2 separate regions of the Homo sapiens genome follow, and region 1 is linked to region 2. Evidence: read pairs that join two places in POLR2A ChIA-PET (ENCODE). Cell type or tissue: HepG2. All regions are shown on one strand. Each heading gives the region's core, and the rest is flanking DNA. Links, peaks and the distances in the headings are about the cores only.

Region 1 (2,806 bases), core at 184-2,683, 170 kb after region 2:
AGGAGCTTGCAGTGAGCCAAGATCGCGCCACTGCACTCCACCCTGGGAGACAGAGCGAGACTCCGTCTCAAAAAAAAAAAAAAAATAATAATAATAAAGTATGTGCCGGCTGGGCGTGGTGGCTCACGCCTGTAAACCTAGCAGTTTGGGAGGCTGAGGCGGGCGGATTGTCTGAGCTCAGGAGTTCAAGACCAGCCTGGGCAACACGGTGAAACCCCGTCTCTACTAAAACACACAAAAAAATTAGCCAGGTGTGGTGGCGCATGCCTGTAGTCCCAGCTACTCGGGAAGCTGAAGCAGGAGAATTGCTTGAACCTGGGAGGCAGAGGTTGCAGTGAGCCCAGATCACGCCACTGCACTCAGCCTGGGCAACAGAGTGAGACTCTATGAAAAAATAAAACAAAAATAAGTAAATAAATTTATGTGCCTTAGGCCAGGCGCGATGGCTCATACCTGTAATCCCAGCACTTTGGGAGGCCAAGGAGGCAGATCACCTGAGGTCAGGAGTTCGAGACCAGCCTGGCCAATGTGGTGAAACTCTGTCTCTACAAAAATACAAAAATTAGCCGGGGGTAGTGGCATGCACCTGTAATCCCAGCTACTAGGAAGGCGGAGGCAGGAGAATCGCTTGAATGCAGGAAGTGGAGGTTGCAGTGAGCCAAAATGGTGCCACTGCACTCCAGCCTGGGCAACAGAGTGAGACTGTCTAAAAAAAATAAATAAATAAAACTTTTTAAAAAGTATGTGCCTCGTAGATAGCATATGCTTATATATTCTTCTTTGCTCTGCCTGACCATTTCTTTTTCTTTCTTTCTTTCTTTCGTTTTTTTTTTTCAAGACAGAGTCTCACTCTGTCCCCCAGGCTGGAGTACAGTGGTGCAATCTCAGCTCACTCCAATTTCTACCTCCCGGGTTCAAGCCACTCTCCTGCCTCAGCCACATGAGTAGCTGGAATTACAGGCGCCTGCCACCACGCCCGGGTAATTTTTGTACTTTTAGTAGAGACAGGGTTTCTCCATGTTGGCCAGGCTGGTCTTGAACTTCTGACCTCAGGTGATCCACCTTCCTCAGCCTCAGCCTCAGCCTCCCAAAGTACTGAGATTACAGGCATAAGCCACAGTGCCCGGCTCCTGCCTAACCATTTCTGTGTTTTAATTAGAATATTTATTTCATTTACATTTGATGTAATTGTTGATGTGTTTAGGTTTGGTTCTGCCATTTTGCTATTTGTTTTCTACTCATTCCATCTTTTTTGTTGTTGTTCCTCTGTTTCTCCTTTCCTACCTTCTTTTGAGTTAACTGAGTAATTTTTTATGATTATATTTTAATATCTCTACTGGCTTTTTTCTTTTTTGAGACAGAGTCTTGCTCTTGTTGCCCAGGCTGGAGTGCAGTGGTGCAATCTCGGCTCTCTGTAACCTCTGCCTGCTGGGTTCCAGAAGTTCTCCTTCCTCAGCCCCCTGAGTAGCTGGGATTACAGGCACACGCTGCCACACCCAGCTAATCTTTTGTATTTTAGTAGAGATGGGTTTTCACCATGTTGCTCAGGCTGGTCTCAAACTCCTGAGTTCAGGCAGTCCACCTGCCTTGGCCTCCCAAAGTGCTGGGATTACAGGTGTGAGCCACTGCCCCCGGCTTTACTGGCTTTTTTAAAGCTGTACCCTCGTTAAATTGTAGTCGAAGTGGCTGCTGTAGTGAGTGTGAATCTCATGAGCTTTAACTTATCACAATCTACTTAAAATTGTTATTATTATTATTATTTTATTTTATTTTATTTTTTTTGAGAAAGAGTCTTCCTCTGTCGCCCAGGCTGGAGTGCCATGGCACGATCTTGGCTCACTGCAAGCTCCACCTTCCAGGTTCAAGCGATTCTCCTGCCTCAGCTTCCCGAGTAGCTGGGACTACAGGTGCCCACCACCACCCCTGGCTAATTTTTTGTATTTTTAGTATAGCCAGGATGGTCTCGGTCTCTTGATCTCGTGATCCGCCCGCCTCGGCCTCCCAAAGTGCTGGGATTACAGGCGTGAGCCACCGCGCCCGGCCTATTTATTATTATTATTATTATTATTATTATTATTATTATTATCATGTTTGAGCTGGAGTCTCACCCTGTCACCCAGGCTGGAGGGCAGTGGTTCCATCTCGGTTCACTACAACCTCCGCCTCCTGGGTTCAAGTGATTCTCATGCCTCAGGCTTCCAAGTAGCTGGGATTATAGGCACGTACCACCACGCCCAGCTAATTTTTGTATTTTTAGTAGAGACAGGGTTTCACCATGTCGGCCAGGCTGGTCTTGAACTCTTGACCTCAAGTGATCCATCCATGTCGGCTTCCCAAAGTGTTGGGATTATGGAAGTGAGCCAGTGCGTCCAGCCCACAATCTACTTAAAATTAATATTGTACTATTTCCCATAAAATGTAGGAACTTTGCACAATATCGTTCCATTTATTTCCATGTCCACCCTCTTTTGTTGTTCTTATTATATAAATGACATCTGTTATAAACCCCACAATACAATGTCATAACTTTAGCTCTTAAATAGCCACATCTGTCAGTGTGCCTATATGATTAAAAAAAAAAAAAAAAAAAAAGGAAGGCCCAGGTACGGTGGCTCACACCTGTAATCCCAGCACTTTGGGAGGCCCAGGCGGGTGGATCACGAGGTCAGGAGTTCAAGACCAGCCTGACCAACATGGTGAAACCCCATCTCTACTAATAATAGAAAAATTAGCTGGGCATGGTGGCACGTGCCTGTAATCCTAGCTACTCAGGAGGCTGAGGCAGGAGAATTGCTTGAACCGGGAC
Region 2 (2,806 bases), core at 164-2,663:
CGGTGACTTTAGGAGCTGTCATCAAAGGGGCGCCCAGGGACCCTGAGCCCCTGTTGGGGATGGATTTTTTTTTAGAGACAGAATCTCACTGTCACCCAGGCAGGAGTGCAGTGGCACAACCACAGCTTATCAGAACCTCAACCTCCCAGGCTCAAGTGATCCTCCCGTCTCGGCCTCCCAGGTAACTGGGACTACAGGTGCACACTACCATGGCCAGCTAATTTTTAAATTTTTTGTAGAGATGGGGTCTTGCTTTGTTGCCCAGGCTGGTCTTGAACTCCTGGGCTCAAGTGATCCTCCCACCTCGGCCTCCCAAGTGGGATTTCTGTGCCAGGTGCTGGTGCCCCGCAGCCGAAGGATCCAGCCTGGAGCTGCTGCTCTGCAGGGCAGCTCTGCCCTTGACCCCGCCCTGACCTGGGCCTGGTCCAGGGCCCCGGGGAATAGGAGTGCGCTTCTTTGAGCGAATTTAGGTCCTGATTTACCCCACAGGCAGGGTGTGCGCAGAGCCCACGGGTAGTGTGTTCCCTGCTAACGAGGCACACCTGTGGCTTCTGGGAAGCGCGTCCTCCTGGGCTCCCGAGGTCAGTGGCGTCCTGCGCAGTCTGCAGAAGTTTGGGTCCCTGGGCTTTCCTCCTGGCTCCAGGTAAGTGCCGCCTGCAGAAGTTTGGGTCCCTGGGCTTTCCTCCTGGCTCCAGGTAAGTGCCGCAGGGTCTTGGCTCCTGGCTCACACTCTCTCGGGGTCTCCTGATCTGCTCCTGTCCCTGCCCTGGGCTCAGGTGCAAGCCAAAGGTAGCAGAGCAGAGGGGGACCCAGGATGCTTCCAGAAGCAGCGCATTTGAGCCCTTCCACCTGGGGGCAGATGAAGGCCTGTCATTCCCTGTCCCCATGAGCCCGGGGACAGTGGGGAGGGGGTGTTTGGAGGCGCTGTGCCCCCGCCCGGCGAGGCAGCGCTGCTCCTGACGCAGATGCGGCGTGGGGTTGAGGTTGTCTTTGGGCCCTTCCTCCAGGTGATGGGGGAGAGGAACCCAAACAGCATTCATCCCAGGCTGGGGACCTGGCTGTCTTGGCTGGAGTTCAGGCCCCTCAGCTCCCCTGCCCTACCCGCTGAGAAGGGTCTGGGCCCTGGAGGGTCAAAGGTAGCCGACTTGAGCCACACCGCTCCCAGCAGGGCAGAGGGCTGGAGTCAGCACAGGCCGAGTGGCAGCCCTGGAGGGGTTTCTGCTTCTCAGACCTGCCCAGGGCTCGTTCAGGTGGCCACGAAGAGCCTTTCCAGGAAGTGCAGCCTCGGAGGCCTGGGGTCCTCCATTTCAGATGAAGCAACCCAGGCTCCGACCCAAGAGCCAGTCTGTGCACTCGGGGGCTTTGAGGTGCCGTCGTGGGTCCGGGGTCTGTCCTTCGGTGAGGGAGAGTCGGCACAAACCCTTGGCTTTGACGGGGTGCTGCCCGTTAGTGGAAGCTCCTCCTAACTTAGAACTGAATGTGGACTCTGCCCCCGGGCCACTGGAGCCCGAACTGTCCTAGAGCCCATGCCCCTCTGGATACAGTTTCCTCAGTGTAGATTTCCTAAGGACAAGGACGTTCACTTACAGAACAACAGGACCGTTTCCCACCCTGGTCAACTTTCACATCTGCACACTCCACTCGGATTGTGCCAGCTGGCACGGTGTCTGCGAAGTCAGCTCTTCTCAAGGTCCAGGGGCCTGCATTGCATGTAGCTGAGAGGCCACCTGTTTCCTTCCCTCTAGCCCTCTGGGACAAGTTCTCCATGCTTTGGTTCTTTTTTTTTTTTTTTTTGGAGATGGAGTCTCGCTCTGTTGCCAGGCTGGAGTACAGTGGCGCAATCTCGGCTCACCGCAGCCTCCACATCCCGGTTTCAAGCGATAAAGCGATTCTCCTGCCTCAGCCTCCCGAGTAGCTGGGGTTACAGGCATGCGCCACCACGCCTGGCTAATTTTTGTATTTTTAGTAGAGACGGGCTTTCATCATGTTGGCCAGGCTGGTCTTGAACTCCTGACCTCAGGTGATCCGCCCGCCTCGGCCTCCCAAAGTTCTGGGATTACAGGCGTGGGCCACCATGCCTGGCCTGAATTCATACATTTCTAAGTGTGGCTTTTGCTTCATCTCATACATTTTAGTGTCATATTTTCCTTATTACTCAGTTTTCTGAGGCCCATTGTGCTTTCTATTTTGATTTATCAGTTATTTAGGAGAGTATTATTATGTTTTGAGACAGGGTCTCTTCTCGCTTGGGCTGGAGTGTAGTGGTATAATCGCAGCTCACCACAGCCTTGACCTCCCAGGCTCAGGTGGGCCTCTTACCTCAGCCTCCCAAGTGGATGGGACTACAGGCGCCACCACACCTGGCTATTTTTTGTATTTTTAGTAGAGATGGGGTTTCACCATCTCTACTAAACATGTGACCAGCCCAGGCTAGTCTCAAACTCTTGGGCTCAAGTGATCTGCCCGCCTTGGCCTCCCAGAGTTCTGGGATTACAGGTGTGAGTCACCATGCCTGGCCAAAGAGTATTATTTTATTAATATGGGGTTTTCTGAGGTATTTTTTGTTAATGATTTTTAAAAACTGTGACGGAGTTTACAGTTTTAACCATTTTCAAGTGTACACTCAGTGGCATTAGGACATTCATCATGTTATGCAACCATTGCCACCATCTAGTTCCAGAACATTCTCATCACCCCAGCAGGAAACTCCATACCTACTGTTGCTGGTTTTTACCTTAATTGCATTGTGGTCTCAGCACATTTTCTGCACTATTTGAATTTTTTGAAATCTGTTGAGATGTGCTTC

Evidence for each region. ChIA-PET counts read pairs that join two places held together with the same protein. Peaks named below come from ENCODE experiments on the same cell type or tissue, not always from the same donor. Only the 100,000 strongest peaks of a DNase experiment are listed, where the experiment ranks them.
Region 1: POLR2A ChIA-PET joins it to region 2 with 7 read pairs; 7 of 35 experiments call an interaction of 5 or more read pairs at or near these places.

What each region holds. Positions count from the first base shown.
Region 1 is chr12:120,911,471-120,914,276 of GRCh38, forward strand. No RefSeq gene overlaps it. Among named protein-coding and RNA genes, the nearest start is that of XLOC_009911, 8.2 kb to the left of the region's middle. In HepG2, for the core only: no CTCF peak of the experiment used is centred there; no DNase peak of the experiment used is centred there.
Region 2 is chr12:120,740,670-120,743,475 of GRCh38, forward strand. No RefSeq gene overlaps it. Among named protein-coding and RNA genes, the nearest start is that of ACADS, 16 kb to the left of the region's middle. In HepG2, for the core only: no CTCF peak of the experiment used is centred there; a DNase peak (open chromatin) is centred at 1,522; H3K4me3 peaks cover 706 bases.